Linked DNA regions of Homo sapiens: region 1 is linked to region 2. Evidence: chromatin loops called from intact Hi-C (ENCODE). Cell type or tissue: PC-9. All regions are shown on one strand.

The links. Hi-C counts contacts between places; a loop is a spot of excess contacts. Peaks named below come from ENCODE experiments on the same cell type or tissue, not always from the same donor. Only the 100,000 strongest peaks of a DNase experiment are listed, where the experiment ranks them.
Region 1: a loop joins it to region 2, with 10 times the contacts of the local background. A loop is called at or near these places in 4 of 110 quality-filtered maps.

The regions. Positions count from the first base shown.
Region 1 is chr6:10,475,792-10,480,791 of GRCh38, forward strand. All of the region lies in intron 1 of LINC02522 (long intergenic non-protein coding RNA 2522), which reads right to left. Among named protein-coding and RNA genes, the nearest start is that of LINC02522, 3.7 kb to the right of the region's middle. In PC-9, CTCF peaks have their summits at 2,894 and 3,093; no DNase peak of the experiment used is centred here.
Region 2 is chr6:10,756,605-10,761,604 of GRCh38, forward strand. It overlaps TMEM14B (transmembrane protein 14B), which reads left to right. Exons shown (of 6, transcript NM_030969.5): 6 at 1-377. Among named protein-coding and RNA genes, the nearest start is that of TMEM14B, 11 kb to the left of the region's middle. In PC-9, CTCF peaks have their summits at 3,016 and 3,216; DNase peaks (open chromatin) are centred at 2,857 and 3,587; H3K27ac peaks cover 3,587 bases.

The DNA of each region.
Region 1 (5,000 bases), 280 kb before region 2:
CACCCCCTGCAAACCCAAAAGAAATGTCCACATCCTAATCCCTAAAACCTGTGAAGGTGACCTTATTTGGGAAAATGGTCTTTTCAGAATTAAGGATCTTGAGATGAGATCATCCTGGATTATATGGGTGGGCCCTAAATCCAGTGACAAGTGTTTTTATAGGAGACACATAGATAGATAATGGAGAACAGGGGGAAGACCATGTGAAGGCAGAGGCAGAGACTGAAGTGATATGGCCACAAGCCAAGGAATGCTGGAAACCACCAGAAGCTGGAAAAGGCAAGGAACCGATTCTCCCCCTAAAGCCCTGGTGGGAGTGTGGCCCTGATGACACCTTGACCTCTAGGACTGTCAGAGAACAGTTTCTGTTGTTTTTACACCATCCAGTTTGTGGTCATTTGTTACGGCAGCCACAGACGCTAGTACAGATGGCTTTCGGACCATGGAAAAAGAGGATGCCCATGCTAGGTAATGTTAAAATGTCAGAAGTGCCAAGTCAGACAGTGGATTAAGGGATTGTAAGACTCAGGGAGGTGTGTATGATCAGTGAAGTGCCATCCAAGACCAGATCACTTACCAGATATTTATGCTCCACAGGAAGGCTCAGAGAAAACATCCTCCACCAAGACGTAAAGCACCCACATCACTCGGAAGCTCAGTGGTGGCTCTACTCTGCCAGCCTGGGCAGACAGTTGGAAGGGTTCAACAGAGCTGGGCTTACTGATAGCAAGTGGGATGACAAGACCCTAAAATAGGAGAACTACGTGGTGGCACATAATCCTCAGAAGCCAGGTGGAAGCCATGACCGCAATCAGGGAAAAGCTCAGAAAAGCAGCTGAGGGAGCCTGGACCACAGAGAGCTATGGAGATAGTTCATAGAGGACCACATCCCTAGCAGCAAAATACACAGGCAGACAGGGGTGCTTCTCAACCTGTGTCATAGGAAGAAATCCAGGATGGATAATGAGCAGACTAAGGATGGGTGCTCCTACAAAAGTCAGGACCACCTGCCCAGTTTCTGAATATGCGCCAGATTTCAAACCCTGAAGCCCTTGACTGGGAGGAGGGCCAGGTATCTAACAGAAAGACCCTGTAACACCCTGGCAAATGGGCACAGTCATGATTTCCTGAGTCCTTCTGCAAGGGGACCTAAGATCTCACAGAACTGTTCACCAGGGAAGGGGAAATACTCAAGTATTTGAAGTATTTTGGAGGACTGTTAGAACAGGGTCAGAAGTGACATTGATACCCTGAGACCTGCCACAGCATTGCAGCTGCCCGCACTCTGCTTCTGTGGGGCACATGGTGACCAGGTGATCCATGGAGTCCTGTCCATGGCATGGTGGCTCACAGTGGATTCAGTAAGACTACAGGCCCACCGGCAGTCATGGCCTCAGTCCACAAATGTATAACTGGGGTAAATATTCTCAGAAGTTGGCATAGCCTCCCCATTGGGTCTTTGGCCTGTGGGGTGAGGGCATTCCATGGGGAAAGCCAAGTAGAAATTTCTGAAATTGACCCTATCCACTCTGCCAAGATAGCAAACAAAAGAGATATATTGTGTGTACTTCATCTGGGGGGAGGAGGGGACAATGGGAGGATGGAGAAGAGGGCATTATGAGATGCACACAGGGAGACGGAGGGAGATGGCCAAAATTGGTGCTACCCGTAAGAATCGAAAACATGGTGGATTGGTGCTCCTTGTAACATCTACATTTATTTGTTTTGAGTCAGAGTTTCGCTCTGTCACCCAGGGTAGAGTGCAGTGGCATGATCTCGGCTCACAGCAACCTCCACCTCCCAGGTTCAAGCGATTCTCATCCCTCAGCCTCCCAAGTAGCTGAGGCTACAGGCGTGCACCACCATGCCTAGCTAATTTTTGTATTTTTGTAGTAGAGACAGTTTCACCCTGTTGGCCAGGCTGGTCTCGAACTCCTGACCTCAGGTGATCCAACTGCCTTGGCCTCCCAAAGTGCTAGGATTACAGGCATGAGCCACTGTGCCAAGCCATCCATTTCATTAACCAGTCTGGATCATGAGGAATCCTGGTTTGTCTTGGGATAGTAGATTATGCAACTCAACCAAGTAGCAGACCCAAATTGGGCCAGATACGGCACGCTGGCTGGAAGAGATGTGTGCAGGCTCAAGTACATGGTATGCAGCCGTTGATTTTGCATTTGATTTTGATTGTGTTCTTTTCTATCCCCATCAGGAAATATGATCCAAACCAGTTTACATTTTCATTCATTCTTATTATTTTGCAGTTCACAATGCACATTCACAATTTTGTCCCAGGGCTAAGTTAACTCTCATGTCTCTGTCATGATACAATAAAGAGATTTAAACTCTGGGGACCTTGTGCAGAACATCACAATGATCCACTACATAGTAGCCTTTCCTAAGGGTCACTGAGTACCCGATTTACTGACATGGGATCCAGAGTAACAGTGCCTAGGACATTCTAAAGAGAATGAGGTGAGGCAGGGGGCGCATAACCAGGGGACCTGCTGATCCCGACCATACACTTCATCACCCAAAAAGCTACTGACCTGATGGGAGTTGAGATGAACCCCTGGGTTGCCACTATGCCTACAGCTTGGGGATGACACCCCACAGGGCCAGGCACTGTCCTTCAACATGTGGAATGTACTTTGCCCTTTATATGGTTCCAAAGTATTTCAGTGATACTGAATCAGAAACACGGGGCTAGTATCTTCCTCTGTTTCCAGTTTGTAGCTTTTGATGTTGATCTGAAATGACCGCCCAGCAGGAAAGTTAAATGAAGAGCTAGTACATTACATGCAACACAAATCATTGTAATTCACAAGTTAACCTGCAGATGGTGCCATATTATTGCTGTCTCTTTGTTGATCTTTTTAAAAAATTACCTCCCTGACCCCTGTGGGTCCATATCTGGTTGTGACAAACTCATGAGGAAAGACCACAGTCACTGAGTCCCAAAACATTTGGAGTTGAATTTTTACTAACACTGTCTGATGTGCAACCTTCCTTCAAGAAAAAAAAAAGAGATGCTCAGGACAAATAGCTAATGCATGTGGGGCTTAAAACCTAGATGGCGGGTCGATAGTTGCAGCAAAACACCATGGCGCACATATACCTATGTAGCAAACCTGCACGTTCTGTACATGTACCCCGGAACTTAAAGTTAAAAAATGGAAAATAAAGCTTAAAAAAAATTGCTATCTAGCCCTTCACAGAAAAAGGCTGACTCCTGCTTTAGGAGAAAGCACAAAAAAGGAGGTAAAAATAAACAGTGCAATCAGACTTCTGTTGGACCCTGAGAGTTTAATTATGGAAGGTGAAGGGGGAAAAAAACAGAAGAGGAAAAGAGAGCTAAGTGGAAAAAGTCTTTGAAAATTTAGTAGGGCCAGGTGCGGTGGCTCACGCCTGTGATCCCAGCACTTTGGGAGGCTGAGGCGGGTAGATCACCTGAGGCCAGGAGTTCGAGACCAGCCTGGCCGACATGGTGAAACCCTGCCTCTACTAAAAATAAAAAAATTAGCCGGCTGTGGTGGTGTGTGCCTGTAGTCCCAGCTACTCAGGAGGCTGAGGCAGGAGAATCTCTTGAACCTGGGAGGTGGAGGTTGCAGTGAGCCAAGATCATCTGGCCACTGCACTCCAGCCTGGGCGACAGAGCGAGATTCCGTCTCAACAACAACAAAAATCTGAAATCCAAAATGCTCCAAAATCTGAACTTTTTGAGCACCAACACGATGCCACAAGTAGAATATTCCACATGTGAGAACCCTAATACAAACTGTTTCATCACAGATTTAAAATGTTATATAAAATTACCCTCAGGCTATGTGTATAAGGTACATATGAAAAGCTAAGACCAATTTTTGTGTTTAGAATTGGGTCCCATTCCCCATGATATCTTACTATGTATTTGCAAATATTTAAAAATTTGAAAAAATCTGAAATTCAAAACACTTTTGGTTCCAACCATTTCAGATAAGGGATACTTAACCTGTAGTACAAAAATGCACTTTATAAATTTTTTTCTTCAATTTTTAAGTTCAAGGGTACACGTGTAGGAGGTGCAGGTTACCTAGGTAGACGAATGCCATGGTGGTTTGCTACACAGATCATCCCATCACCTAGGTATTAAGCCCAGCATCCATTAACCATTCTTCCTGATGTTCCCCCTCCCCCTACACCCGATAGGTGCCCATTGTGTGTTACTTTCCCCCATGTGTCCATGTGTTCTCATCAATCAGCTCCCACTTAAAAGTGAGAACACGCAGTGTTTGATTTTCTGTTTCTGTGTTGGTTTGCTGAGGATAATGGCTTCCAACTCCATCCATGTCCCTGCAGAGGACATGATCTCATTCCTTTTTATGGCTGCATACTATTCCATAGTGTACATGCACCATATTTTTCAGTCTATTATTGATGGGTCTATCAGTCTATCATTTGGGTTGATTCCATGTCTTTGCTATTGTGAATAGTGCTGTAATGAACACACATGCATATGTATCTTTATAATAGAATGATTCATATTCCTTTGGGTATATACCCAGTAATGGGATTGCTGGGTCAAATGGTATTTCTGCCTCTAGCTCTTTGAGGAATTGCCACACCGTCTTCCACAGTGGTTGAACTAATTTACACTCCCACCAACAGTGTCAAAGCATTTCTTTTTCTCTGCAACCTCGCCAGCGTCTGTTGTTTTTTGACTTTTTAACAATAGCCACTCTGACTGAGAGGAGATGGTATCTCATTGTGGTTTTGATTTGCATTTCTTTAACAATAGTGATGTTGAGCTTCCTTTCATGTTTCTTGGCCCGATGTACGTCTTCTTTTGAGAAGTGTACTTTACAGATTGAAGACTCTCTAAACTTGAAAACTTTTCATTTAAAAATTTTTATACTTTTTTTTTTTAAGACAGGGAGTCTCACTCTCTCGCCCAGGCTGGAGTGCAGTGGCTCGATCTGGACTCACTGCAAGCTCCACCTCCTAAGTTCACGCCATTCTCC
Region 2 (5,000 bases):
GCATTTTTGCATCTGACATTTTACCTAAAAAAAAAAAGACACCAAATTTGGCGGAGGGGTGGAAAATCAGTTGTTACCATTATAACCCTACAGAGGTGGTGAGCATGTAACATGAGCTTATTGAGACCATCATAGAGATCGATTCTTGTATATTGATTTTATCTCTTTCTGTATCTATAGGTAAATCTCAAGGGTAAAATGTTAGGTGTTGACATTGAGAACCCTGAAACCCCATTCCCTGCTCAGAGGAACAGTGTGAAAAAAAATCTCTTGAGAGATTTAGAATATCTTTTCTTTTGCTCATCTTAGACCACAGACTGACTTTGAAATTATGTTAAGTGAAATATCAATGAAAATAAAGTTTACTATAAATAATATTTCCTATGGTGTCTTCATTGCCAGAGCTGGTCTAGTTCATAGAATGAGATGTTGCTAGATATAGAAACTTGAAAGTATTTTGTTGATATTTAGAAATTACCTATTTTGAGTAATTTAAGGACCAAGGAAAGTTATTTGATTGTACATTGCATTGAAGCTTGTTTCAAAAATGATCTCTGAGGATTTTTTTGTTTGTTTTTTAAGAGACAGGGTCTTTCTCTGTCACCTAGGCTGGAGGGCAGTGGTACAATCATATCTCACTGTAGCCTCAAACTCTTGGGTTCAGTCATCCCACTTCAGCCTCCTGAATAGCTGGTACTACTGGTGCATACCACCTCGCTAATTTATTTTATTTTTTTGTAGAGATGGGGTCTTGCTCTGTTGCTCAGGCTGCTATCAAACTCCTGGTCTCATGCGATTCTCTCTCCTTGGCCTCCCAAAGTGCTGGGGTAATGAGCATGGCCACTGAGGATTTCTAAGATTTAGGACTGTGTAGCAAAAAAAGAAGAAGAAAAAAAGTGGTTTTTTTTGTTAATTAGTTCATATATAATTGTGAAACTAGAAGACCCATCTAGAGCTTGAATCACCTAGTTTGGGCTCTACATTGGACACATTTACTGGATACTGGTACGTTTTTAGTTCACTTTATTCATGTTTCAACATGAAGAATTAACTCAATCTGGTGCCCTTTGTTTTAGTTTTCATTCCCTCTTTAAAAAGGTAAGGAGCTGGGCGCGGTGGCTCACGCCTGTAGTGCCAACACTTTGGGAGGCCGAGATGGGTGGATCACCTGAGGTCAGGAGTTTGAGACCAGCCTGGCCAACATGGTGAAACCCTGTCTCTACTAAAAATTCAAAAATTAGCTGGGTGTGGTGGCTCATGCCTGTAATCCCAGCTATTCAGGAGGCTGAGGCAGGAGAATTGCTTGAACCCAGGAGGCTGTGGTTGCAGCGAGCCGAGATCACGCCACTGCACTCCAACCTGGGCGACAGGGTGAGACTCTGTCTCAAAAAAAAAAAAAAAGATATTTGCTACTGATTTACCCTAACTGATACTGGTTGAGTTTAGAGTATAATTCAGACACTTTATGTATTTGCATAAGCCCCTGGATGGTGGTCCTAGTTTTCCATCCTTTTTTATAGGACTCTGGACAATTAAGGGCTCTTGTGTTGCAGTGGTAGAGGCATCAGAAGGCCACAGATCATCCAAAGCTATCATCCTCCCAGGCTTCCATAGCTAAGATTTTGAGTCTCAACGTTGGCCATTTTTTCATGTGTCATGGAGTGTTTCCAAAGGGCACACATTTTTGCCACCTTCAGTCCTAGAGGAGGACCTGGCTCCTCATGAATGACAAGGTTCCCTGAATGTGGGAATTAGTTTAGGTGCCAAGTAGATCCCCATGTGACTATTTGATCCCCAGCAATCAGCCTGGAAAATTCTAAGGCTGCCCACAGATGAGAGGCAGGAGATCTTCATAGCCCTTGCCAAGTGCCCTCATCCCTGCTTCTCTGCAAAGATCCCTGAGTATTTACTGCCTAAGGGTTGTGCTGGGTCCTAGCAGTGCAAAGAACAAGCCATGGTGCTTGCCCTTCTGGAGTCTGGTGGAGGAGGTGGACATCTAAACAAAGGCAGTATAGAAATAAGTGTATGATGGAGGTAGATCCATATTACTGTGGGGGCACAAGGAGGGGAGTGGGCATTTCTGTTGAGGGAGTCAAGGTAGGCTTCACAAAGGAACCAACAGTTAAGCTGAGTCTTGTCAGTTGATGCATGAATCAGTTGACATGAACTCCTTTTGTGAGTTGTCTGAGAAATTCATAGGTAAGGACGGGGCAAATGTCTCAGAGCGAGCAATATATACAGTGCCTCAAAGGCATGAAACTATGTAGCATAACTGGGTTCAACCCTTTCCTTAGAGATCTAATTCTTTTTTTTTTTTTTTTTTTTTTTTTTGAGATGGAGTATGGCTCTTGTTGCCCAAGCTGGGGTGCAATGGTGCGATCTCAGCTCATTGCAACCTCCACCTCCCAGGTTCAAGCGATTCTCCTGCCTTACCCTCCTGAGTAGCTGGGATTTCAGGTGTGCACCACCACACCCAGCTAATTTTTTGTATTTTTAGTAGAGATGGGGTTTCACCATGTTGGCCAGGCTGGTCTTGAACTGACCTCAGGTGATCCACCTGTCTTGCCTCCCAAAGTGCTGGAATTACAGGCATGAGCCACCGCACCAGGCCAAGATCTAATTCTTTTTAATGGCTTTTAAGTTGTACGGATGATTACTATTTAGTTTACTATTCCCCTACTGATAGAAATATGTCTTGTTTAATGCCTTTGATAGCCGGGAGCAGTGGCTCATGCTTGTAATCCCAACACTTTGGGAGGCTGAGGTGGGCAGATCCCCTGAGGCCTTTGATATTACAAAGGATGGTGTACCAAGAAATATCCTCATGGAAATCCCCGTGAACATGTGCAAAGGAATCTGTAGGTTACATTCCTAAATGCTGAGTCAGAGCATCTCAGCATTTAAAATTGTGATTGCCTTCAGAAGAGGATGCACCAATTTATCCTCCCACTAGTGGTGGCTTTGTGTAATTGGACTTTGTAAAAATCTTTGACACATTAAGCTGGAAGTCTGCAAACTTGTTCTGTAAAGGGCCAGATAGTGAATATTTTAGGCTTCTCAGGCCATCTGTGTCCCAGCTGTTCACCTCTGCCTTTGTAGAATGAAAGCAGCCACAGCCAATCAATAAACGAGTGTGACTGTTCCAATAAAACTATGTATGGGCCCTGAAATCTGGATTTCATATGATTTCTACATATCACAAAATAGTCTTATTTTGATTTTTTTCAACCATTTCAAAATGCAAATCTATTCTTAGCTTGCTCTCTGCACAAAAACAGGCAATGGACTAGAATTGGCTCACTGACCATAGTCATGCCTGTAAGAGTTAAAGAAAGAAGAAAGAAACATGAAACGTGGCTTTGTAGTCAAAGACAGGTTTTCTTTACTTAAAACCTGAGAGGCTTCCCGGCTAATTTCGGTTAGGAGCACTTTCTCTTACAGACCCTGCACTTGATGGATCACCTGGCACCGCCCAAATTGATAAACTGGCTCATCTGATCTTGTGGCCCCCATCCAGGAACTGACTCAGTGCAAGACAACAGCTTGCACTCCCTATGACTTAATCTCCCACCGGACCAGTCAGCACTCCTGAGTCACCTGGCTGCCCCTGGCACACCAAGTAACCCTTAAACACTTCAATCCTTGAATGCTCTGGGAGACTGATTTGAGTACCAATAAAACTCCAGTCTCCTGCACAGCTGGCTCTGCGTGTGCTCTTTCTCTATTGCAATTCCCTGTCTTGATAACTCAGCTCTGTCTAGGCAAAGGGCAAAGTGAACCCATTGGGCCATTACAAGATTTTGTGTCTTTGGAAAGCACTTCACATTTTTATTCTTTTTTTTTTTTTTTGAGATGGAGTCTCGCTTAGTCACCCAGGCTGGAGTGCAATGGCGTGATCTTGGCTCACCACAACCTCTGGCTGCCAGGTTCAAGTGATTCTCCTGCCTCAGCCTCCCGAGTAGCTGGGATTACAGGCATGTGCCACCACACCCAGCTAATTTTGTATTTTTAGTAGAGACGGGGCTTCTCCATGTTGGTGAGGCTGGTCTCGAACTCCCGACCTCAGGTTGGGACTTCTCACCCAGGCTGGAGTGCTGTGTCATGATCTAGGTTCACTGCAGCCTCCTCCTTCTGGGTTCAAGTGATTCTTCTGTCTCAGCCTCCCGAGTAGCTGGAACTATAGGCGTGTGCCACCACACCCGGCTAATTTTGTATTTTTAGCAGAGACGGTGTTTCACCATGTTGGCCAGGCTGGTCTCAACCTCCTGACCTCAGGTGATCCACCCACCTCGGCCTCTCAAAGTGCTGGGATTACAAGCGTGAGTCACTGCCGCACCTGATCATTCATGCATTCATTCATGCATTCATCTTAGTATGGACTCATGGATATTTCTTTTTTCTTTGGGTTGTAATACTTATTTTTTTTTTTTTTTTTTTGAGACGGAGTCTTGCTCTGTCACCCAGGCTGGAGTGCAGTGGCATGGTCTCGGCTCACTGCAAGCTCCGCCTCATGGGTTCACGCCATTCTCCTGCCTCAGCCTCCTGAGGAGCTGGGACTACAGGTGCCTGCCACCATGCCCGGCTAATTTTTTTGTATTTTTAGTACAGACAGGGTTTCACCATGTTAGCCAGGATGGTCTCGATCTCCTGACCTCATGATCTGCCCACCTTGGCCTCCCAAAGTGCTGGGATTACAGGCATCAGCCACCGCGCCGGGCAATACTTAATTTTCTTGCTCAAATTGTTGCAGCTTTGGCCATTGGAAACTCAGTTGACCTCTGTGTCCCTCTGGCATAGCCAAAGGGTTTGTGTGTTTGTAGAACTTCCTTATTGTCTGGCACTACAAGACGTTCTAGGCTCATCTTGTATATTTCCTGTCCTAGTACTAGAATCAGCCATTTCTCCAAGTAGCTCTGGTTCCTTTTATTGAACAGTGGTACTGCACACCAATATCTGGACACCAATATCTGAGTGCTAGGTATGCTTATTGCTACTGGGCT